Linked DNA regions of Mus musculus: region 1 is linked to region 2. A link is a contact called in ENCODE Hi-C or POLR2A ChIA-PET data. All regions are on one chromosome and are shown on one strand. Each heading gives the region's core, a stretch centred on a gene start or an enhancer-like site at or near the end of the contact. The rest is flanking DNA. Distances are from core to core; before and after follow the strand shown.

Region 1 (6,573 bases), core at 957-3,456, 35 kb before region 2:
ACCACCCTGTGGCTGACTGCTTTCCCTTGTGCTCTTGGTTCCCAGAGCTATAAAGAAGGAGGCAGGAGCAGTGCTCCAAGCATGGCTCCCTGCTGTGCCTGTTTATTTCCTGGTTTCTGCTGACGCTGGGCTGGGCGGGTCCTCACCTGTACCCTCTAGGCGCTCAGAAACAAAAGCCTGGGGAGGGCTGGACCAGGATTCAGGAGCACAGGCGGTGTGGCTTCTGGCTGTGTACACAGGGTGCTTTATTCTCCACAGAGTGATACATGCTAAGGTGGGCTGGGCTTGGGCCGATGTCCCCATATGTACAGAACTGAATAAAGTGGGTCTCTGAGAGGTCTGAGTCGCCTTGGTGTGAAAGGGACATGGGAAGGAGGAGGCTGTTAAGACCAGAGTTGTTAGTCCTGTGCTGGTCCTGACTTGGAATGTAGGGAGGTAAGGCAGCTCGCTCTCTGGTCACTTCCAGGCAGGGGATGCCTGCCGGGCTTGGAGGGCTTTCTGTACCACATCTTCCCACTGAGCGTCCGAGATCTCCCGAGCCCAGGCAGGAACCCCTGGTGCAGGCAGGCTTACTCCAGCCATCGTCCTTTTCACCAGCTCTACATGTTCTGAAAGCACAGCCAGACTGGTTAGGGAATAAAGAACGGGACCAGCAGCCGGGCGTGGTGGCGCACGCCTTTAATCCCAGCACTCGGGAGGCAGAGGCAGGCGGATTTCTGAGTTCGAGGCCAGCCTGGTCTACAAAGTGAGCTCCAGGACAGCCAGGGCTATACAGAGAAACCCTGTCTCGAAAACCCAAAAAAAAAAAAAAAAAAAAAAAAAAGAACGGGACCAGCTCCTCTCTCCCTAGTGCCTCAGTCAGCCCAAGACCCCCAACACATCATCACGCCCTCATTATTGCCAGGTCTGCCCATTCCCAAGTCTAGTGAGACAGCATTTCACTTAGATTCTGAAGTCCACAAAATCTCAGGTAACGAAATTTTTAGGAATAAAGTGATCTTGTTTGGGGGTGAGGGGGAGAATGGGGGGCATTGTATTCGGTTTTTCTCTGTGCAGCCCTGACTCTCCTGGAATTTGCTCTGTAGACCAGGAGACCACCAGCCTGCCTCTGCCTCATGAGCGCTGGGATTAAAGGTGTGCACCACCATGCCCAGTTCTTACTAGTTTTTGGTAATTATTTCTAAATGAAGGAATGAGCTTTGGTTGTTTTTGTACCTGGGTCCATGGGGATAGAGCTGTGGCTGCTCAATGCGGCGGCTCCCTCCTCATCTTCATCCTCACTCTCCAATGGAGGGTCTGGCAGATGAAGCCCCAGGGCCTGCAGAACCAGAGAAGATAATTTGTTAGGCGCCCCTCCCCCTGCCATTATGATAAACAGCTGTTGGTACATTCCATCTCATCTGCTTAGTAACAGCATCCTCCACCATACCTGGATCCGATCTTGGATGTCAGCAGCTCCATCTTCTCCTTCACCCACTGGTGCCAATTCCACCTCTTCTTGTTCAGGGTCTTGATTGAGGGGCTGGTACGAGTAGCCTGCTGGGCCTGCTCCTGTTTCCTCCTGCTCTTCCTCGGGTTCTTCACTGCTCCAATCCCCAGTTCCTTCTGTAGGACCCTGATGTGGCCCTAAGTCCTCAGTCTGATTGGGGAAGATACGCTCAGGGCCCATGGTGTCTCCCCCTAGAACTACTGCTGCCATCCGGGCAGGGGCTGCAGGGACAGAAAGGCGGGATAGGGATGGGATGAAACCAGGTCTCCTTTCACGTTCAGCCACCCACTTCCCTCTCGCATGGAACTTGCATCTTCCTCCCGTCTCTCCTGCCTCCCTGTCTCAAGTTTGGGTTCTCATATTGAGCTGGAGCACACACGTCTTTAACTCGCCCGATTCCTAAATGAACCGACCACCGGAGGGTTTCACCTCTTCCTAAAAGCCTCTTCCCAGAACCTCGCCCCTCTCACCACGCCCCTCCTCTGGAGGTAACTGCTGGTCGCCAGGCTACCCACCATAGCGCGTCCCCGCCCCTCATTCCCTCTATTCCGGGGGAGTGTAGTACCGCCTGGCAAAAACCCCTTCAGGCCCAGGGTCTCCCCTTCAATGGCCCCAGCTACAGAGTCCCCTACCCGCCCCACTGATTCTCGGCGTTGGTATTTCCTCGCGCCTCACCCTCTCAGAGCCCACAGCCGGACCCGCACCTTCACTTCCGGCGGGGCAGGACATGCTGGGGCTCTTAGTCCTCCAGCCCCGCCCCGTGCCCGAGACTGACGCAAGCGAGGACAAGTCCGCCTCTTGCCCCGCCTCCGCCATCCCCTGCCCGGACCACAAAGAACTACATTACCCAGTGACCCTCAGGCGTGCGACGTGAACTGGTGTTCTGCGCATGCGCACAAACCGGCCCCGCCCACCCGCTCCCCATCTTTCGGCCCTGGGGTAATTCGTGGACTACAAGTCCCTGAAGCTGTCGGGCCGGCAATTCTCACTGCACGTGCGCGTCCCGCTGCCCGCCGGAAGGACGAAGTCTGGCAGTGTTTATCTCGTTGGGGACCGAGGAATCGGTTGGCGGGCAACGGGTTCTAGGCTGCTGGCAGCGCGAGGACCCGCGGCCCCACCCCGGCCCGGCCTGGCAGGTAGCCTGGGATGGGTTGGGGGGATGAGGAAAATTGAAGGGACAGGCGACGCCCATTGCCTACGGCTGGGGCCGCGCGGGAGGGGCTGAGAAGGCTGAGCTGGGGGTGGGGAGGGAGCTAGGGGGATGCTGGGAAAGAGGAGTGTTAATGGTCCGCGAAAGGGTTAGGGGAAAATGGCCTGGAGACGGGTGGGAGAGACCTGGTGGCTGGAGGAAGCGCTGAGAGAAGTGGACGAGTGGGTTCCGAAGAGAATCAGGAAGCTGAGCATAATGGCAGGGGGAGGGGGCAGTGTGGCGTCGTGGGGGAGGGGCGGCTGAGAAAGGTGGACTACAACCGGAGACCAGTCTCATTCACAGAGCGGTATGGTTGGCAGGGGATAAGAATGGCTTGCTTCCCTTCGTGAACTTAGACGAGTTAGAGGGCTCTGGTGTGGACCTTGAAGTGGTGGGAGGAGGAACTGCAAGGCTCTCGGGAAATTAAGAAGGGAAGGGGCGCGAGCAGGGAGGGGAAGCCGACCTCAGGGGCTGGGATGTTGAAAATGGCCTATTGGTGGGAAATGCTGGAGACCCAGAGATAACGTATAACCTCCTGCCTCCGAGTTCTCCTTAGGAAGATGGAGTCTTCCTCCGTCTGCCACTGGGATTGTAGTCTTATCTTTGTGCATTTTCGTTTTATCTGGACTTACTTTCAAAGGAGAGTAAAAGATATGAAGGAGGTTGATAGGCTCTCCACCACCACGTTCTTTCCTTTCTTTCTCTATTTTTTGTTTGTTTTTTTTTTTTGAGACAGGTTCTTGTAGCTCTGGCTAATTTGGGACTTACTGTGTAGACCCAGGTGGCTGACCTTAATTACACAGACATCCCCCTGCCTCCATGCCCCAGCACGAGTGCCTTGGACTTGGATTCTTAAGCTTTCAGTCCTCTTTCTCTGATAAGCAAAAATTGAAGAGCCTGAGTAATGAAGGAACAGTTTAACTTTTGGCTGCTGCTGTTTCACATTGAGAGAGATGGCTACTTAAAGTATACAGTGAAAGGTTGTGGGGGCAGTTGATTCATGAAAGCTGCGTCTGTCCCCTTGAAGGGAACCTCCTTTGCTTGAGGTGCACCCACCCCACCCCCGAGGTTTTTCCTCCCTGCCAAGGATTTTTGAACAGGAAGTGAATGATCACCCAAACCCAGCAGATGTCTCCTGGCAAAGGCATCGCTAGTTGCAAAAAGATTTGCCTGAAAGAGCTCTCAGATATACCTGTTATCACTAGGCTGGCCGGCTGTCTTTACAAAGCCGTGGCCCCTCTCATCTTTGGGGCTTTCTCTTGTCCTGCCCAAAGGTATTTTTGCTTTCTTTCCTCTTTCCAATCTACACTCCTACCCCATCTCTCCTCTAGAGACCCAGACAGGGGCAGGGCTGCTGGAAGTGGCGTGTTCGCTAACAATAGTCCGGCTGAGAAAGTTGAGGGCGCTCCTCCCTGCCCCCGACTCTCAGTATACACATACCTTTCTGGTTTAAGTTTCTAGTCCTGGCAGCATACGAGCCACAGCTGTCAAAGGAACTCCTCGTGCCTGTAGACACCCTGGGTGACCCCAGGGACAACGGATCAGCTTGACAAGAACGCTCTGTGAGGGGCTAATCAACCATGGTTACATGGAGTTCCCTGTCCTAGGTAGGGACACTGTTCTCCTCTGAAAGCCTAAAGCTCCTTTTTACTTTAAAGCACCCATGCCAGCTCTCAGTGGACTGTCTGGGGCTGGCTGGGCTATTAATAGCTGTGAGTATTTTGAGATCCCTACCTTTAAGAGATGGAGGGAAATTCTTAGAGAGGTGGCAGTAAACAGAGCCAGAAGCAAGAACACACCCAGTATGGAAAAGGGCTGGGAGGCTGGGGGCTTGGAGCTTGTTCCAAGCCGGGGGCAGGGTGGAGTTGACAGATGCGGGGGGGGGGGGGGGGGGGCAGTCATGATCACCAGATTCTGAGCTGGCAGTCAGGTTAAGGTGGCCCCACCCTTCACTGTGGGAGAACACAGGGCCAGGGCAAGCTCCTTGACCTCTGCGGCTCTCTTGGGGCAGGGCCAGCCACCTGAGCTGTGATCAGTGTCCCTGTAGAGGGGTGGTGTAGGAGGGCCACTGGGGTGGCACTTAGAGGCAAAGACTGGTTCTGGGCAGCCACCGTGAAGCTCATCTGAGGAACCCGTGGCACCGATTTGTGTACAGGTAGCAGAGGCAGCAGGCCGTGCCGGGGGGGCATGTTCCTGTAACCTGTGGCCCAGGGGATGTTACGGTGGACAGTGCATCTGGAGGGCGGGCCACGCAGGGTGAACCATGCTGCAGTGGCTGTCGGGCACCGAGTATATTCCTTCGGGGGTTACTGCTCTGGGGAAGACTACGAAACACTACGGCAGATAGATGTGCACATTTTCAATGCTGGTAAGCCAGTCCCGTATCTTTCTGGAGTCCCTACACCATGGGAGGTAGTGGGCACCTGAATGAAGTGCAGTGGTGGTCTCTGCGGCAAGGGGGTTGGGTAAGAATGGTTGGTTTGGGACAAGGTGGCAGCTTGAAAGGAGGTTCCCAGGGCTGAGGAGAGCTGTATCCACAGTGTCCTTGCGTTGGACAAAGCTGCCCCCAGTGAGGCCTGCCGTCCGAGGGCAGGCTCCTGTCGTTCCCTACATGCGCTATGGGCACTCAACCGTCCTCATTGATGACACCGTCTTCCTTTGGGGTGGGCGCAATGACACTGAAGGGGCCTGCAACGTACTCTACGCCTTTGATGTCAGTGAGTATGGGTCTCAAATGACACCTTGGACCTGGGAAAGGGGGGGTTGGGGAGAGTGCTGGAGAATAGAAGGCCAGAATTGAGGCCGGTGTGTCAGCTGACCTGTGTCGTTCTCTTACCTCTCTCAAAAGATACTCACAAGTGGTCTACACCCCGAGTGTCAGGGGCAGTTCCTGGGGCACGGGACGGACATTCAGCTTGTGTCCTGGGCAAGATCATGTACATTTTTGGGGGATATGAACAGCTGGTAAGTCTGGAAAAAAACTTGTTTTATAACAAAAGGAAGAAAAGAGAGAGAAATTTAGCATGGTGGAACAAGAGACTTTTAAGTGGAAGAATAGGTCACAGAGTAACCATTGACACCATTTAAGTGGCAGGATGAGGGTTTCAGAGTAACCAACCATTGACAGTTTTCTACCTTCCATTGCTCAGGCCGACTGCTTTTCCAACGACATCCACAAGCTGGATACCAGCACCATGACATGGACTCTTGTTTGTACAAAGGTCTGCTCTTTGGTCTGTCAGATCCCCACCCTTGGCTGGAATAGCTCAGCGAGTTTCTCCTGCCCGAGCCCATGCTGACTCCCTTCCCCATCTCTCTGCTCTTGGCTAGGGCAATCCTGCACGTTGGAGGGACTTCCACTCAGCCACAATGCTGGGCAATCACATGTATGTCTTTGGGGGCCGTGCAGACCGCTTTGGGCCATTTCATTCCAACAATGAGATCTACTGTAATCGAATTCGAGTCTTTGATACCAGAACGGAGGCCTGGCTCGACTGTCCTCACACGCCGGTGCTGCCTGAGGGGCGCAGGAGCCATTCAGCCTGTGAGTGTCTGTTATTTTTTGGTGCCTGCCCCTGTGCAACTCCATTCTCTTTTGACATGTCTCTGCCCTTCCAGTTGGCTACAATGGAGAGCTGTACATCTTTGGTGGCTACAATGCAAGGCTGAATCGGCATTTCCATGACCTCTGGAAGTTTAATCCTGGTAAAGACCTTTGGGGGAGGGGGCAGGAACAGTTGAGGTGGGAGAAGAATAACCCTGAGTAAGGGGTGGGCTGGAGTGGTCTAGGTTGTGTAGGTGTCTAGGTTGGCCAGGTAGTGAACCTCTAGGAACCTCTCCTAGGGTCCTTTACCTGGAAGAAGATTGAACCAAAGGGGAAAGGACCGTGTCCCCG
Region 2 (6,960 bases), core at 3,217-5,716:
TGGCGCGAGGCCTGTCCTTTGCAGAGCTAGGGACGCGCGGAACACGATGGCGGCTGCGGCGCTGGCGAGTGTTTGGGCCCCGCCTGGGCCCCCTGAAGGGGTCTAGGCGCAGAGGAGGGGGCGTGCCTCTGCAGGAGACAGGCGGGCAGAGGGCGTGACCAGCAGAGGCCTCCGAGGCGCGCCGGCGCACTGCCTGCTGCAGGGTGGAGCCTAGTCCTGGCTGGTGCTCCAGGCGCTCCGAGGCTCCGCCGCCTGCTCCAGCCACCGCTCGCTTCCGCCTGATTTAGCGGAAAGCTGGGGGCCGGGGGCCATCAGCGGGCGGAGTAGCGGGTGCCACCTGGACGACGCAGCCCTCCAGTCCTGCACCGCCCTTTCCTCTTCCTCTTAGTCCTCCTTCCTGCTGCCGGAAGTGCCTTCCCATTTCCCAAAGCCAGAACTGGATAGGACCTTGGAGGTCATTTCTGCCCCCTCCCCATCCGTTTTTCCATCCTCTTCCCTCTATCCCTGTTTACTTCTTGTCCATTCTGTACCGCGCCCTCCCAAGTGAAAAGGTAGTAAGAGATAAAAACAAGAGACATTTTATTAGAGTCCAGGGCAATCAGTTTTGGGCAGCAGCGGAGGGCAGCTTCACATAACTCTTCATGGGTGGTAGTGGCCGAATCTTTCGGCCGGCCCAGCCTCCCTTGCGTTGCCACAGCCCACTGTTAGGCCTCTTGCCCAGCCAGCGGTTCCTTCCTGCCTTGCCGATGACCCGCTGGTTATGGTTAACGTTGGATACTCGGCCTACAGTTGCAGTGCATGACTCCAGCACCTGACAAGAGAAGCAGACAAGAACGCACCGGTGGGGACACGAGGCTGGCAGGGCAGTGTTGGGAACACTACTCTGGGTGACTTCTTACACTCAATGAGGGACGGGAGAAGGGAGAAACACAAAACATTAGAATATAAACGTGGGTCCAACAATGAATTAAAAGTTAAGGAAAAGACTCCCCATATCTATGTTTGTGTCTGTGGTTTTCTTTTGGAGTCAGGGTCTGGGAAGGTATGTAGTCTTGGCTGACCTGGCACTGCACCAAGACACCCCTGCCTCTGACTCTTGAGAGATGGGATTAAAAGCCAGTTCCAACCTGGTGGTTCAACCTACGTCTTTTTCTGGTTTTTTGAGAAAGCCTAGGTGGCTTGCTTCTTTTGCCTCAGTGTCTGGGATGCTGGGGTTACAGACACGGATGGCCCGGCCTGGCTGGGAAGGGCATCTCGACTCTAAAGTTCCAGCCTGATATGGCATGCTTAGTCAGGTAGCAGAAACAGAGCAGACACAGAGGGAGGCACTGCCTGGCATCATAAACACTTGGGAGACACTGAGGGACATTCTAAAACTTCCTTCTCTTTTTCTTTTTGTTTTTTGAGGTAGGGTTTCTCTGTGTAGCCCTGGCTGTCCTGGAACTCACTCTGTAGACCAAGCTGGCCTTGAACTCAGAAATCCACCTGCCTCTGCCTCCCAAGTGCTGGGATTAAAGGCATGCGTCACCACTGCCCGGCCAAAACTTCCTTCTTTGCTGACCCCTCCCATCTGTGCCCATACACACCTGCATTTGCCTCTTCGAGGGCAGCTGGATAATGGCTGTCCCGTTCACCTTCCGAAGCAGCACACCGCATGTCCCTGGGGAAGGGGAAACAGCTTGGCCACCTTCCACAAATCAGAGGGAGGTTTCCATGGGGATCTGAGGCCACATGCCACCCTTCCTTTGCCCTTGGGGGGGCACATGAAACACAGAAGATCATACACTATGATCTAGGCTAAAACAAAGCACAGATTGATCCTCTCATTGTTTGTTTCTTCCTGTCCTGGAACAGATGTGAGTCTAAAGGGTTCCCAGAATAGTGCTATCCCAATTGTGGGATGTGTGTAGCTTTTGTGCCCATACCTGCAGCTCGGATATACTGGGCTCCCCGGCCAGGCTCGCTCTCTACGTTGTTGATGAGGGTCCCCACAGGCAGCGCCCCAAGTGGATGTGCATCCCCCTCCTGGGCGGCCACTAGAAAACAGGATCTCATCAGCACAAGACCCAGCCACCTCCACCCCACACATCCACCAGCCATCCCTCACCTGCCATCCTGCCTATGTGATTAGAGTTCAGGATTGTATCTCCAGCCTTCATGTTTTCCGTGGCAATGATCCAGCGCTTCCGGCTACCCCCAGCAACCAGAGCTATGTCTGCAGACCTGTTCAGGATGATGGACAAAGCCCACATTTTCTGAGAAGCTACAAAACAACAATTCAGACCACACCATCATCATTTCCCATCCCAAACTTGCCTACAAGGATCATAGCGGACTACCACAACCTTCTCCTCAAACGGTTCTGGTGCCTTTTCCTTTTCTGGCCGGAACCGTAGAAAGTCAATCATGCGATAATTCTGTTTGTGGCCTCCACCGATACCATGCACTCGGATGCGGCCTAGGATCAAGACAGTTCAGGCATGTGATTCAGGTTAGAATAACTCTCAGCCTAGATTGGACAGTAGTACTCCCTCACTATTATATCACAAACAGAAAAACGACAAAGGGTTGGTGGTATAGCAGTACAGAGCTTGCCTTGTGAGCGCTGAGGTCCCAGGTTCGAGCCACAGTATGTGGGTGAACAGAGGCCAGGGCTTCCTTGCAAAAGTAGTGGGGTAACACTTATATGGCTCAATAAAAATATGATTATTAAAACTGTACTGGAAGGGATATACACTGGACTCCCATCATTAAACCATTATAATGTTGGTCCCTTGCATTGAGCAGGTTTTCTGTTTCTCTGTGGTCTCTTCTTCAGCTTCAGTCATGACCCACACGGTGAGATGCACCTCAATGACATCTTACAAGCTATAGTGCACTGCTATATAGACATCCAGGATGCTAATGCAGTCGGGCAGTGGTGGCACACGCCTTTAATCCCAGCACTCAGGAGGCAGAGGCAGGCAGATTTCTGAGTTTGAGGCCAGCCTGGTCTACAGAGTGAGCTCCAGGACAGCCAGGGCTACACAGAGAAACCCTGTCTCAAAAAACAAAACAAAACAAAAAACAAACAAAAAAAAAAAACCCCAGGAGCCTAACACACTTTCCTCCTGAATGCTCCAGGCCCTTTTCCCACCTGTATGGTCTCGACCCCCAGACTTCCTCATCTTCACTGGTTTAACTGTGTACTTGGTACGACTCTTCCAGGACACAAACTTGGCACTGCGGTCCGCAGACATATGCACTGGGCGGTAAGAGGGCGACACCAAGGCAGGGGGCAGCTGAAGGAGGACATTGCTCTGTATCTAGGGATTAAAGGAAATATTCTCTTTTAGAGAACCAAGCAAGAAAGCACCTAGACTAAGTTTAGCTTCCCAGAAACATCTCAGAACGCTGCCCCCTAATCTCCAACCTTCACAAATACCAGTGTAATGTGTTTATCCAGTTACTTGGTAATCACTTGGTAAACCTCTGATATAATTCTCCAAGGAAATGGTCTCCCTTTCATCATCTTCTAAATCCTTTCAAGTTCTTGCCTGGAAACCTTTCCTTCCCTGAAGAATTCACTTCTCCAGAGCTGGTAAACTCCACACACCTATCACCACCATCAGCAGTGGTGCCTTTTGCCCAATGCACGGTTTGAGGAATTTTCGAGTATGAATGGAAATGATTATTTTGCTTTTCCACTGGCTGTAGACTAAGTGTTTGGTTTAGCTTGAATTATAAAATATACATTCGCTAAATTCTGCCATGCTCAGCCTGAGAAATGCAGAGAAGCAAGATCAGTAATTTCTTTTCTTTTCTTTCTTTCTTTCTTTTGTGTGTGTGTGTGATTCACCATTGCCCACTACAGACCCACTGTTCGACAGTCCCTAATATCAGCAATAACCCAGTCGTACATTAAAACAGTTAAGAGCACTGGTTCTAGGAGGTAGAGGAAGCGCATAGAATGAGCGAGGCTCTAGGTTTAATCTGCAGTAGCAGGGCAAGTTGCGAAGCCCGTCTGTCTAGCCCCAGAAGGTGTAAGACTGCTGACCAGGTTTCTCATCCCCAAAATGTGCATAAGAACTCTCAGGAGGTCGGTTAATTCAGTCCTCTTCTCTGCCTGGTTTACGGCTGGCACCTTAATGTTACTTCTGCAACCTGTTTAGTAAAGGCTTGCAAAAGCACTTGGAAGCCCGTATCTGAGATCGGGATTGACGGAGAACGAAGGTCACGTGATCTCGCCTAGCCTTGCGGGATCCCGGACAGCCCAGGCGGAAAGAACCAATCCTAGTTCCCAGGTAAGCGGATTACCTGGGCAGCAGGGAGCAGAGTCGGAACCCGGGCGGTAATGGCCGCGGATGCCAGGCTCAAAGAGCGCAGAGCACTCGTCAGCGCACACAGCGCCATGGGCCGGCCGGGCTCCTCCGCGCCGTGCTCGCTTTTACCTTCATCCAGAGCCTGGCGCTCTGGGATGACGTTCCGGTCCCGGTCCCGTCGCTTTCCAATGACGCGAGAGAGGCGGGCACAGAACGGCAGCGCCGCAGGATACACGCTTTCTTGCCTCTCCAAAGAACAAGTTCTCAGCCAATCATCGGGGGGGGGGGTTGCTCGGGTCACGTGACGGGCGGCAGTCCCCGCCCCTTGGAGCCGTCAAAACAATTGCCTCGAGCGGCAGCCATGATAAATTTAAAGGGGCAGCACCCACGGAGGCGGTAGCCGGACCGGCAGACTGCAGGTGAGTCTTTGGGAGTACCCCTGGGGCTGAGAATTAAGATTACACTGACTCTTATTCCCACATTCCGGGACAAATGAATAAGTCCCTTCCTACTAACCTCAGAAAACTTTAGACTGACTCAAAAACTCCGCCCCCCCGCGATTCTTCCCCGCCCCTCGGCGTCCAGACAGTGGGATAACCTGCCCCGCCCCCTATGGGAACCCCTGACTGTGACCTCGAGCTGGTCTGATGTCGGGTCCCGGGCAGCAACTCTGTTCTCACTCACTCTGCCCTTCCTCTCCCCTCAGCCTTTGGCGATCTTACTCTGTCCTCACCCTCGGCCCTCGGGGCGAGGCAGGAACCTTAGACACTCCTGAACTGTGGGCCCTCAGGCTTCGGTAGCCTGCGCTCGGAGCCTTGCTCCGTGACCCCACTGTGCTCAGCAGATCTGCTATGCATCCCTGAACCATCCGGCACTTGCGAGACATTTTAAGGCGCCTGTTAGGTGATTATGTCAGACAAAGCTATGGAAGGAGGCGATTGCCGTAATCCTGTTGGGAATCCTAACCGGGTCTCCCTTCTCAGGGACACCACACCCCTTGCTGCAGGTCTCCTTATCGGGAGAAAGTAACTGCACCGAGCTGGAATGAGGAGAGTGACTTAAGGAAGAAGGGACATTAGTACAAGTCTTTGAAGAACCTGTAGGCTGGAGGAGGGAGGGTGTTTGTCCTGGGTGGGGCTCCGTGCCAGGTCCTCTGAGAGGCTGTGAGGTGGTGACAGAGAAGGGGTGGGACTGCCGGACTTCTGGACTTTGGGCAGTACAAAGCCTTCTAAATCCTTAGTTTCAGGTCAGAGTTTCTTCCGGGCTCTGGCCTGGGAGCCGCCTGAAGCCAAGAGCTTCTGCTCTGTAAGCAGGTAAGGAGACTTCAGGGATGAGTTTGGAGGAAGTAGGAAGACCGGCTGAATTCGGGGGGGGGGGGGGGGAGTGAGGCCAGAAGGTGGTTTGGAAGGAGATCAGCAGGTTGGGAGGTGCTGGGCTTAGTGCCTTTGCTGATGCAGCCTGAAGACCTTGAACCTTCCAGAGCCTTGTCATGACGGCTGCTGTTTCCTGTACTCCCACATCCCTAACCTTGGGTCCTTCCCCTTTATTGGGACACTGCTTTCTGCACAGCTCTCCCACAAGTCCTCTGTGATTCTTACAATGCTTCAGATCCCCTGCTTCCTTTCCCTAACCTATGCTCTGTCTCCAATTGCCAAGTCCTGAATTCCTCTAGCTCCAAGCCTGCCCGATTGTCCTACAGATCTCTATCCAGGTTAATTCCTCTCCCTCACCTTAGTTTTATGGTCAGTGCCGTGGAACTCCTCCTCTTTCATCAGCTTAGCCATGGGGTCGGCCATACTCTTTTCCCTTTGCGGGATGCCCACCAATCTCTAGTAGTATGTCTTTTCTCTGCCCCACCTGAACTCTGTGGTTTCTCTTTAGCCTAGGATGTCAGGCTTGGTGTTGGGGCAGCGGGATGAGCCTGCAGGGCACCGGCTCAGTCAAGAGGAGATCTTGGGCAGCACCAAGGTGGTGAGCCAAGGGCTGGAGGCCCTACACAGTGAACATCAGGCAGTGCTGCAGAGCCTGTCCCACACCATTGAGTGTCTGCAACAGGGAGGCCATGAGGAAGGACTGGTCCATGAGAAGGCCCGGCAGCTGCGGCGGTCTATGGAGAACATCGAGCTGGGGCTGAGCGAGGCCCAGGTAAGAATAAGGGGGGATGCCAAGTGTTCCAGTGACATGATGCAAGTTTGGGGGTCTCCTTGTCCTAGAAACTTGGATTTGTTGATTCGTTAAATGTTCATTAAGTGACTACTGTGTGTCAACTCTTCTGCATGCTGGTGGTGCAGTATAGAACACCACAGCACAGTTCTTCTCGGAGCTGATATTATAGCTGGGAGAGTCAGCTAGAGCTCAGGTAAATATGTAAATGATTTACTGGGCCAGAGTGATCATTGCTAAGGACAGAACAAAGACAAAGAAAGAAGGGAAGGGGCTGGAGGGATGGCTGAGGGGTTAAGAGCTATGTGCTCTTCTAGAGGTCCTGAGTTCAAGTCCCAGCAATGGTGGCTCACAACCATGTAATGGGATCTGATGCCCTCTTCTGGTGTGTCTGAAGAGTGACAGTGTACTCATATGCATCAAATAAAGACATAAAGCTTTAAGAAAGGAGGGAAGTAGGAAGAGGATACAGAGCTGTCATAAAATCCCTCACTTA

The links. A loop is a pair of places that touch in the nucleus more often than their neighbours do. ChIA-PET counts read pairs that join two places held with the same protein, here RNA polymerase II (POLR2A).
Region 1: a loop to region 2 is called in a map of heart, with 5 times the contacts of the local background. The contact joins the promoter of Mea1 here to the promoter of Mrpl2 in region 2. A Hi-C loop is called at or near these places in 8 of 37 maps with a recorded cell type or tissue (gastrocnemius, heart and left cerebral cortex). POLR2A ChIA-PET finds 5 or more read pairs at or near these places in 3 of 5 experiments (Patski and embryonic stem cell).

Annotation. Positions count from the first base shown.
Region 1 is chr17:46,676,754-46,683,326 of GRCm38, reverse strand. Mea1 (male enhanced antigen 1) reads right to left here and starts at 2,206. Exons shown (of 4, transcript NM_010787.2): 1 at 2,122-2,206; 2 at 1,430-1,710; 3 at 1,216-1,318; 4 at 201-608. The coding sequence starts at 1,699. The coding sequence ends at 457. It overlaps Klhdc3 (kelch domain containing 3), which reads left to right and starts at 2,397. Exons shown (of 12, transcript NM_027910.3): 1 at 2,397-2,625; 2 at 4,133-4,285; 3 at 4,834-5,046; 4 at 5,219-5,395; 5 at 5,527-5,642; 6 at 5,828-5,899; 7 at 6,009-6,222; 8 at 6,297-6,383; 9 at 6,522-6,573. The coding sequence starts at 4,893. Ppp2r5d (protein phosphatase 2, regulatory subunit B', delta) reads left to right here. Exons shown (of 15, transcript NM_009358.3): 15 at 1-336.
Region 2 is chr17:46,643,735-46,650,694 of GRCm38, reverse strand. It overlaps Mrpl2 (mitochondrial ribosomal protein L2), which reads right to left and starts at 4,466. Exons shown (of 7, transcript NM_025302.4): 1 at 4,297-4,466; 2 at 3,137-3,305; 3 at 2,317-2,458; 4 at 2,108-2,223; 5 at 1,926-2,036; 6 at 1,587-1,660; 7 at 563-811. The coding sequence starts at 4,392. The coding sequence ends at 599. It overlaps Klc4 (kinesin light chain 4), which reads left to right and starts at 4,615. Exons shown (of 16, transcript NM_001357130.1): 1 at 4,615-4,720; 2 at 6,183-6,446. The coding sequence starts at 6,189. It overlaps Cul7 (cullin 7), which reads right to left and starts at 357. Exons shown (of 26, transcript NM_025611.5): 1 at 1-357.